Linked DNA regions of Homo sapiens: all the other regions are linked to region 1. A link is a contact called in ENCODE Hi-C or POLR2A ChIA-PET data. All regions are on one chromosome and are shown on one strand. The core of a region is the stretch at or near the end of the contact, and the rest is flanking DNA. Distances in the headings are between cores, read along the strand shown. Region 1 overlaps ST6GALNAC3 (ST6 N-acetylgalactosaminide alpha-2,6-sialyltransferase 3). Region 2 has its middle 100 kb from the start of LINC02567. Region 3 overlaps ST6GALNAC5 (ST6 N-acetylgalactosaminide alpha-2,6-sialyltransferase 5).

Region 1 (3,135 bases), core at 336-2,835:
TCTGTGCAGAGAAATTTCAAAAATGTTTATAGGTACTGTGCTCTCTGAGGGTGGAATATAACTCCCCCTCCTTAAGTGTGGACTACACGTGGTCACTTTCTTGTGATAGTACAGTATAAAAAAAGGAGAGGGGACAGTAACTTTACGAGAAGAAACCTGACAAACACCGTCTCAGCGAGGTGATGACGTTCAACATCTACAACGTTAAATCATGTTAATAATATGTACCCTGAATATGATGTGATAAGAATGGCATTTTCTCTCTGCCTTCTTCCTCTCAAAAACCCATAACCCCAGTCTAATTATTAGAAAACCTTAGACAAATTCCAAAAGAGGAACCTTCTACTAAACTCCTGAGCAGTACTCCTCAAAACTGTCAAGGTCATTAAAAACAAGTTTAAAGTCTGAGAAACCACTACCGCCAGCAGGATCTTAAGAAGACATGACAACTAAGGTAAGGCGGTATCCTGGGTAGGCTCCCGGAGCAGAAAAAGGACACTAGGTCAAAATAAAGGAAATCCGAATAAAGTATTGGCTTCAGTTAATAATAATGTATCAATATTCCTTCACTAATTGTAACAAATGTGTTATGCTAATATGATTAAAACAACAACAACAGGAGAAACTATATGTTAAAAATAGGAGGCCGGGCGCGGTGGCTCACACCTGTAATCCCAGCACTTTGGGAGGCCAAGGCAGGTGGATCACGAGGTCAGGAGATCGAGACCATCCTAGCTAACACGGTGAAACCCTGTCTCTACTAAAAATATTAAAAAAAAAAAAAAATTAGCCAGGCGTAGTGGCGGGCGCCTGTCGTCCCAGCTATTCGGGAGGCTGAGGCAGGAGAATGGCATGAACCCGGGAGGCGGAGCTTGCAGTGAGCCGAGATTGCGCCACCGCACTCCAGCCTGGACGACAGAGACTCCGTCTCAAAAAAATAAAATAAAATAAATAAAAAAAGGAGAAAGTGGGGGAACTCTTGCTATATTCATAGTTTTTCTGCAAATCTAAAGCTGTTTGAAACAAAGTTGATTAAAACAACCAAAAATTACCCATGCCTGGCACATAGTAATTCTCTATAATAATTTGGCTGTAGTGACGGTAGCAGTAGTACTCATGGCTCCAGTGTAGGCGCATGGAGGAGACGGGGGTCGGGGGGCAAGATTTGCTGAGTCCTTTATGTTCTTCCTGTGGGAATTTAGGTTCAAAGGTCCAGGAAATAAACTGTCACTGTGCTGGTCACCACCCAACAACCACTTCTAGACCCTGTACCAAGGGCAGCAAAGCCCGTAGCTTTATAGTGACTTTGTAGGGAGGAGGGCACTCCCCGATTCCCACAAATAAAGAGAAGGTCACCCTCACATACACACATCCTCCAAGGCAAAAAAAATAAAAAATAAAAAGATTGGTGGAAATGCAAATGCAAAGAAAATGCAAAGATTTCAATCAAGAGGTGTTTTGTAATCAGAAGGAACTTCTAATCAAGGGCCAAGAAACTGACCCCACCCAGTGGCTGCCAGATGACCTAAAAACCCGGAAGTCAGAATGGTGGTTTTCGTTAAATGGTAGCGCTCCCTGGTGTATTGAGCTGGTGAAATATGGCTTGTATTTCCCTTGCCTGCATGCAGTCTTAAATCCTCCCTCAATAGAAAATCTCCTGTCAGGCTGATCCACACTAACCACGGGCACTCCTGCTCTCCCCAAAATAAGCAAGATCAGCCCAGGAAGTCAAGTCCTCATCTCCTGTCAGATGTCAACACAAGCATGCTACGGCCACATTGCAACCAGGTTAGGGACAAAGAAGAGCAGCCTGGATGTACAGCATTACCAAGGCGGATGCTTCTGTGAGCGTCAAAAACCCTGGGTTACAATCACGTTTCACTAACGAAACACAAACAAGCAGTGGCTGTGCTTCATTTGCAACAGGCGTTTCCAGACACTAATATTGCCCACACTTGCTTGAGTTGGAGAATGTCTTTACATTCATAACAAACCTTGAAAGTAGAAGCTGAGACACAAAGTAGCAGCTTAAATGCAGTGCTCTTCGGGGACTTCACTAAGAAACAACCTGAGTGTTCCCCAGTACGATTGCTTTAAGAGTGACGAGAGCGCCCTCTCGTGGGGGAGAAAGGGCCCTGCATGCAGGGTGCAAACCTGTGAGGGCCAATGCACCACCGGCTACGGGGTCAGCCTGGGTTGGATTCATGTGGTTGGTGCCTGCTCTGTTTTCTCCTCCTCATGATCTTGGTGGTGTTCCAAGAGAATTGTCCACCCACATAAGCAAGAGAAAATTCCAGGGGTGAAATGACTGGACTATTTTTAAGCCGACTGGGCCAGGTTGGGTTTCATGTCTCTCCTGATCAGTGTTTGCCTGAGTTTGCAGCTCATTCTCATCACGGAAAAAGCCCTCCCGACTACAGACGGCGGGACAGGCAACTCATCACTGTGACGGAACCCAAGCCAACTCTTTAAGCCAGTGGGCAAGGTCTTAGATAAGACACCAAAATGGAGAAAGTTGCCCATTGCTGAGGGGCGCCCGTTTGGACAAACAGCAAAATGGGGCCAGCCAAGAGCATCATTTCAGACAGAGAAAAACGAGAAGGGAAGGGGCTCAGAGGCATTGGCCTGAAACAGAATATGACTAACTGTTCCCTGTCTAGGTCAACTCCTTAGGACATAAAAATAAGCCACTCAAACAAAGCCATGGTTAGTGTTTTAAACAAAATATAGATATGTTTAAAACTTAGCAACACAGGACAAGTTATACCAACAGCAAAACACAGAAAAATCTGAGGTGAGGGAGTAAGGAGTAAGTCCCTTTGCCTGAATTCATGCCATGTTTTATTAAAGTGAACAAGGAATAGCCATGCTTGAAATCCCCTCCCCAAACGGCTTTGTTAGCTGGACACAGCCACTCCATCTCAGGTGTAATTTCGCACGCACAGGCAGGTGAGGTCCTGAGTTGGGGACAGCTCTCTGGCGGTGAGACATCTCCCCAGAGGCTCACAGGTACACTCTAGCCGCCTATGGGTCTATAGGAGCCCTGGGGAAGAAAAGATGGAGTTTCTGGTTTAGATTAGGTTATTCTGGCAACAAAAAGGAAAGGGCAGGGGAGGAGAACATTATCAGTGTCCT
Region 2 (3,485 bases), core at 880-3,379, 520 kb before region 1:
TGGCTGAATAATAATTTTGCATTGTATGTGTAGACCACGTTTTGTTTATCCATTCATTTGTGATGGACACTCGTTTTCACCTTTGTCTCTTGTTAAAAGGATTCAACTACTTTGTCTTTTAAAATTTGTAATCAACATTTGCTGAAGTGTATTTATTCCCTGGAAAATTCATTCTTTAAGGGTTAGTTTTTTAATATCTTTGCTAGGGAAAACAGTTTCCAGATCCATGCTGGCTGTTTCAAAGGTTCAAACCACACTTTTGCTTTGAATATTAAATCAGCAAAATCACTAGATTTTTTTTCCTAGTTCCACCAAGATGAACAAAGGGTTGTCCCAGCAAAACTACTGTCCTAGGGCCCCAGATGAACCTGGATGGTAAGCCATGCACAGCATTAAGTGCAAAAGTGGAAGAAAAGTGAAATTCTAAGGAAAACATGAGTAGCTGAATTCACACTGAGAGAGTTAGCAGCTGGCTGAGCTATGTGATTTTAGAGCTAAGGTGATAGACTCTGGGCTGTCTTCAGCGCATATAAATCTTTTGCCTTTTAGAGCTAAGGAAAATGATAATGATAAGTCAGAAATTCATTCAGGAAACAGAACCACTCTCAATACTTAAAACAATAAAGAATTTAAGATGGGGGACTCGATTGCTTTCAAAATTGTCAGAAGGACTGCTGTACTTGGTGCTAGGAGGGCACTAGAATGAGTCTCAAAACCATTTTTTACTGATCGTTCAAGTAGCTGCTACCTCTGAAACCACAGCTGGAAGTAAGAATTTAAGAATATAATCTTGCCCCTTTGATCCAGGGTTATAAAACCTAGAGTTGCCGAAGTTGGTTGACCAATCCTTTTAATTTTTCTCTTGCTAAAGAGGTCTATCCAAAGAGAAATAAAAATGTTTATTGGTTACAAGAAAAACTTTTTAAAAACAAAAATGTAGTACTTTGTGCTCAAATAGGTTTTGGTATTTTCCTTCATCACTGAAGGATTTTTGTTTTTTGATAAAATTTTAGAAACTGTATATTTAACATAATTTACAGCATCTAGTTGTTAAGTAGCATCTTTGCACACATTTTTTAGAAGTTAAGATCTGGTATTGGGGTGATGAGATTGAGAGATTATAGGAAGTTGATGAATTGACATCTAAACTCAGCCACAGAATGGAGATGGCAAAGACAATATAGATACAGGATTCCTAGGTTCAAGGAAAGCAGGGGATGGGAGCCATTATTGAGTAGGGGATGGATCCAAGGGGGCTGTAAAGTTTCTGAGTTTGAACAAGAAACAGAAGGAGAAGAGTTGCAAAGTTCCATGTGAATAATTCACTTTTCTTCCGTAATCTCATGTAATTGGCATATAATCTCACTGCAAGAACACTAATGAGCGAAATCAGACATTGTGACTGGACATAATATAGGGTGGGGAGCCAAATAGCAGAGCAAGTTTTCAACCCTGATTGTAGAATGACCTTGTACTGTCTTATCCTGTCCTGTACTCTTCTGACCCACTTCAGACTCTTGGGTTGGAGGCAGGATCTAAAGTCCCATTAGTGGTTAGGACAATTTCCTCCCTCAAGAGAGTAGCCACATTCCTGGCTGAGTGTTAGGTTAGGGAATATCTAGGGAGAACCTCATTTCTACAGCTTCTTGTCACCTTATGAATGAACCTCTAAGAATTAATGGATTCAGGGGCATTTCATTCACACAATTTAGCCCCTTCCTCTCCTTGGGGGGTCTCTGGAGGCAGTTAGAGACAGAAAATATAAACTATGCTCTGCTTTGCACTTCCCTTCCAGGGTAGCCTGTGGCTGTTCAGTACTTCCAAAGCTGTAAATGGGTAAGTCTGTTTAACTAGGGGGAATGTATTAGCAGGCCCATTTGGCCAGTAGACCTGAGTCACCCACTCTTCAATATTAGCTTTCATCAGTAATTAGACTCTTGGGTCTCTCTCTTTACTAATTTACGAATTGGGCGGGAAAGATAGAGGGGTGTTAAGAATTAGTGCTCTCAAACACTTAAAGGTGAAGGTGGGAAGCTTTTTCTCACTCCTTTAGCTCAAGCTGTACCATACAGTGTACATGTGAGGGGCCAGAGGCCACACCTTGGACGCAGACTGTAGATGATGTGGCCCTCTGGTGCAGCCATCTTTTCAGCCAGGCTGGTGATGTCATCATCTTGGAAGGGCTTTGGCAGCATTTTTGATTTCAAATAGATTATTTGTCAGACTTCATTGTTTAGGTGAGATCCAAATAAGCTCCAGTTTTTCACATCACTTGGTTTCACCATAATGTCTCATGTACCAAAACACAATTCAGCAACAAAAAATGACTAAAAAGTACTGCACTTCCAATTTTTACTTGCATCTCCTAAGAGACAGTAAAAGGAATCCAATTCAAAATACAGAAGCACTTATTTATAAATCCTCCTTGTTCTTCTCCAGTTTTTTCACACCCTTGGCTGCTTCCTAAGCCTTTTTGCTCAAAACTCTGCCAGAGTCTCCTTACCACTCTCATAATTGCTTTTCTGTTTTCTCTTCCTTGCTACATTCTTATTCTTTATATATTCACTTCATTTTTTTCTTACTCTATACACTTACAGAATTTTTCAGAATAAGTAAGACCCCAGTGTCAATATGAACTATTAATAACCAAGGATAGATTTTGAGTGTAGAAAGAACTTGGTTTTGTTTATAGTTACCTAGGTTTTAAATTAAAATTAGTTTATGTAAATCAGTCATAATTTTAAAATTCAGTTTTCTTTAAGCCTTTAAGTTGAACTTCAAGTCTTATTATTCTATTTATGAGTTTAGTAATTGTAGCATAAAATAAAAACTATTAACGTTGTGAACAGACTAAATTCCCTGTGACTATTATCAGTTGGACTGTTACATGCCCTATCCTTCATTATTTGCTCTTTCAAAGTCCATCCTCAATGAGCCCTCTGAATATCTTTTTCTTTGCCAGATGGCCTGATGTTTCACTTTGTCAATAGTGGGCACTGGGCGCAGTGGGACAGGGCTTTTCTTCCTGATTCCAGTGTGTTCCTCTTGGGAGGCTCCCAGTCAGCAGCACCTGATAGCCAGAAGCTTCCCTCCCCTGCACCCTCTCAGGAGGTTTTGTAGCAGCATGCATCTGGCAACATACTCCCATAAACAGTTGGTGTCTTAGAGAGCGGATTTATGGAAGTTCCAGAGGGTGGATTTCCAGAAAGTCCCACCACAGAGCACCACAGTAACTTCTCTACCATCCAGTGAGCCATGATCATGCCCTCTCCAGCAAGCTCTGGATCGCAGCCCTGGGTGGACCTCTTCCTGTGTGCTACATTTCACTTAAGGGCAAGACAGCTTCTGGTGTTTTTTTGTTTTTTGTTTTTGTTTTTTTTTTGAGACGGAGTCTCGCTCTGTCGCCCAGGCTGGAGTGCAGTGGTGCAATCTCGGCTCACTGCAACCTCCACCTCCTGGGTTCATGCCATTCTCCTGCCTCAGCC
Region 3 (3,047 bases), core at 165-2,664, 880 kb before region 1:
AACTGAGAATTAATGGTCAAATGCAAAAGAATTATGAGAACTTGGAGTCGTATATATAGCTGAATTACATTGGGGGAAAAATCTGAGGTTTCAGTCAACCAAATGAGAAAAATATTGAATTGACCAGAATCATAAATACAGTGTTAGAGTGGAGAGAGCACTGGCTTGGGAGTCAGGCTGGGGCTCAGATCTCAGTTCAGTCATCTATTGGTAGGTACTTCCCTACTCTCAGTCTCAGTTTTCTCATCTATAGAATGACTATGGTAGACACTCAGTAAGGAGCAGCTATTAGTATTATTATGGCTCAATTGTTACAGATATAAAGAGAGCCATGTAGAATAACCTGTCAGTGCCTCTCCCCTCATATCCAGCCACTCACTGACCCTGCTGACCCAACCTCCTGTATGTCTGTTGACGTTAATCATTTCTATCTTCCTGCAGGTTGCTTCCCCTGACTCCACCCCTGGTTCAACTCACTATCTTTTTCACCCAGTCACTGCCATGCCTCTAAGCCAGTCCTCCTACATCCACCTCAATCCATTCTCCATACCAGCCAGAGTGGCTTTCTAAAATGCACTTTTAATTAGGAACTCCTTGGCAAGTCCCTCTGTATCTCATGCCTCTCATGGTTCCTCTCTACTCCAGCCACACTGCCTTTGCTCGACCTTGTAGCTCCAAGTGGCACTATTCATAAAGTCTGGTCTCAGGTCTTTGCACGTGCTTCCCCTGGAACCCAAGTCTCCTCAATTGTAAACCGGAGCAATAATACTGACCTCGCAGAGTTATTTTGTGACTTAACTGAGATAATAATAATATTTAAGCTTACCCTCTCTGCCTTTCGCTGTCTATGATTTTTGGAACTCCTTCATCTCCCATTCAAAGCATCACTTTCTCAAGGATCCTTCCCTAAACTCCAAGACTACTGAAGCACCCTGTTTCTCCCTTTATAATTCTCATCATATTGACAATCACTGATTCAATGTCTCTCTTTCCTACAAAGTTGCAAGGTTCTGAAGAACTAGGTTCATGTTTGTGTTGGGTTTAAGTCACCACAATATCCCCAGGACCTAATACACAGTAGGTACTCACTATATATTTGCTGTACAAATAACTAAATTAGTTAGTGCATGTGTGAGAACCATTCCAGAGTGATAGTCTCTCCCAGGTTTTCTGTTTGGGTTTCCATTCTATTTTTACATGCTTGAGTATAGAGCAAGAGACAAAACTATCCCAAATCAAATATTTAATTTGGAGCAAATACTCATTTTTCTCATAAACAACTGAATAGCTCAAACTAAACCAATTACACTTAACCTGACTTCTATTTGTTTTATTATCTAAGTATAAGGGAGGTTCCAGAATGAGTCATCATTTGAGGTTCTGGACACTGACGACTGCAAAGTAGCAAATAACCAGATTGTGGCAGTGTTGATGCTCTGGTTCTCAAGCTGATGGTTTGTTTACTGAACTGCCTGTGTTAGGGGCTCTGAGAGTGGAAGAACGGTCATCAGCTGCCTGGATAACAACTCAGCACCCCAGCTGGAAACACATGAGTAAACAAAATCATAATTTTTCACTTTGCCAAGCTCAGTAAACACCATCTTGATGAGCTACCAGCTAGGCAGCCATTAGCTAAATAAATAAAGCATGAGGGTAGAAACAGGATTATTGACAAAGGCACCGTCTACTCATTTGCTAATCATTGATGGACATTAGCTGTGATGTACCCACTGGGGAGGGACTTTGCCACCTGCTTTAATCTTGCTAAACATGATGCATCCTCTGGGGCCACAGAATGGTTTACTCTGTAGCAGTGAAAAATCACATTTTCTTCTTTTTCCCTTTTATGTGCACAATGCAAGTTATTAAGCACCTACTGTTTATGTAATGGAAACTCTTAGGCAGACTGCCCAGACACAACTGCCTTCACTCCGCTGACTCTGCCCAGATTTGGCAAGGAATTGTAAAATACAAGAAGCAGATTCCTGGCAAGAAGAGATGGAGGCCCCCTGCTCCTTCAAGAAGGCTGGGAGTGAATGGTGGCAGATAGGATTGATAGCTTAAAAGAGTTTCAAGGTTTAGAAAACTTCTTCTTTTCTTAGAAACAGGGAATATTTTTATCCAGTCTTCTTTTCTTGATATTCCTCTTATGGCTTCATCCATTTATATTAGACCTTTCTTGAGATTCTGCTTAAGCACATTAGTAGATCTATAACCTCTTGGAGACTTTCAGGAGCCTGACTCATGGCTTCAGCTGTCCACTCCATAGAGATGTCTCGAGTATTCTAGCTATTCCTCTGTTCATGTCTGGATTCCAACTCCCTGGAGTCCTATGGACTCTTTCTATTTCTATTGACGACGACAATAAAAACCAGGTCCAACTGCCAAAATAACAGTCATAATGACGATCAATTTTTACAGATGAATTTTTATACTATTACTAGCATCTCAGTTAACCCCAATGTAAGCCTGTGAGATCCATATTACCACCTTAGTTTATATTGAGGAAACAGGGGCTCAGGGGTTAAATTGCTCAAGGTCATAGTTTCTGCAGCACAGCTAGTGTCAGTGCTGAGGCCAAAGCCACTCCCACATGTGTGCCTGCTCTTTCCACCATAATATGCAAAACAAAATCAGTGAAAGGACTGGAAAGAAAAGAGGATTGGGGAGTCTTAAAGAAGAAAAAAGAAAACCTACATGAATGGGTTAGTAAATAATAAAAATGGCAGGAGAAATCAGAAAGCAGAGAAACATAGAAATGGGAGGTATTGAGAATACACAGTGACTGTAAAAATTCTAAGGGACCCAAGAGGTTAATGAAGAGACTTAATGGAACAGCCTAGAATTCAGGAGGCATTCAGCCCAGGAACTAACATTTCCACACCACTCAAAAGCTGCTGGTATACAACACACTGCATTCCCATAAATGACATTCATAATGGTGATCCTAAGTCATCAAGAAAAGCTTAAATTAAGTTTTGTTCACTTAGGTAGGAAAGTATAAAATCAATTTGGAACCTTCAACAATAATTTAGACAAATAAGATT

What was found. A loop is a pair of places that touch in the nucleus more often than their neighbours do. ChIA-PET counts read pairs that join two places held with the same protein, here RNA polymerase II (POLR2A). Pooled maps may share reads with other maps.
Region 2: a map of Calu3 shows a loop between it and region 1 (2.8-fold over the local background). The contact joins two enhancer-like sites. A Hi-C loop is called at or near these places in 2 of 168 maps with a recorded cell type or tissue (Calu3 and naive thymus-derived CD4-positive, alpha-beta T cell) and 6 of 50 pooled maps.
Region 3: a map of HCT116 shows a loop between it and region 1 (2.8-fold over the local background). The contact joins two enhancer-like sites. A Hi-C loop is called at or near these places in 1 of 168 maps with a recorded cell type or tissue (HCT116) and 5 of 50 pooled maps. POLR2A ChIA-PET finds 5 or more read pairs at or near these places in 1 of 52 experiments (GM12878).

The regions. Positions count from the first base shown.
Region 1 is chr1:76,153,286-76,156,420 of GRCh38, reverse strand. The region is part of intron 1 of ST6GALNAC3 (ST6 N-acetylgalactosaminide alpha-2,6-sialyltransferase 3); the gene reads right to left. Among named protein-coding and RNA genes, the nearest start is that of ST6GALNAC3, 80 kb to the right of the region's middle. RefSeq lists a silencer at 2,031-2,140. Within about 2 kb of position 1,585, at least 19 of the 41 ENCODE cell types and tissues checked have a DNase peak (open chromatin) inside an H3K27ac peak, as active enhancers do.
Region 2 is chr1:76,673,620-76,677,104 of GRCh38, reverse strand. No RefSeq gene overlaps it. Among named protein-coding and RNA genes, the nearest start is that of LINC02567, 100 kb to the left of the region's middle. Within about 2 kb of position 2,129, at least 2 of the 41 ENCODE cell types and tissues checked have a DNase peak (open chromatin) inside an H3K27ac peak, as active enhancers do.
Region 3 is chr1:77,029,823-77,032,869 of GRCh38, reverse strand. All of the region lies in intron 2 of ST6GALNAC5 (ST6 N-acetylgalactosaminide alpha-2,6-sialyltransferase 5), which reads right to left. Among named protein-coding and RNA genes, the nearest start is that of MIR7156, 29 kb to the left of the region's middle. Within about 2 kb of position 1,414, at least 2 of the 41 ENCODE cell types and tissues checked have a DNase peak (open chromatin) inside an H3K27ac peak, as active enhancers do.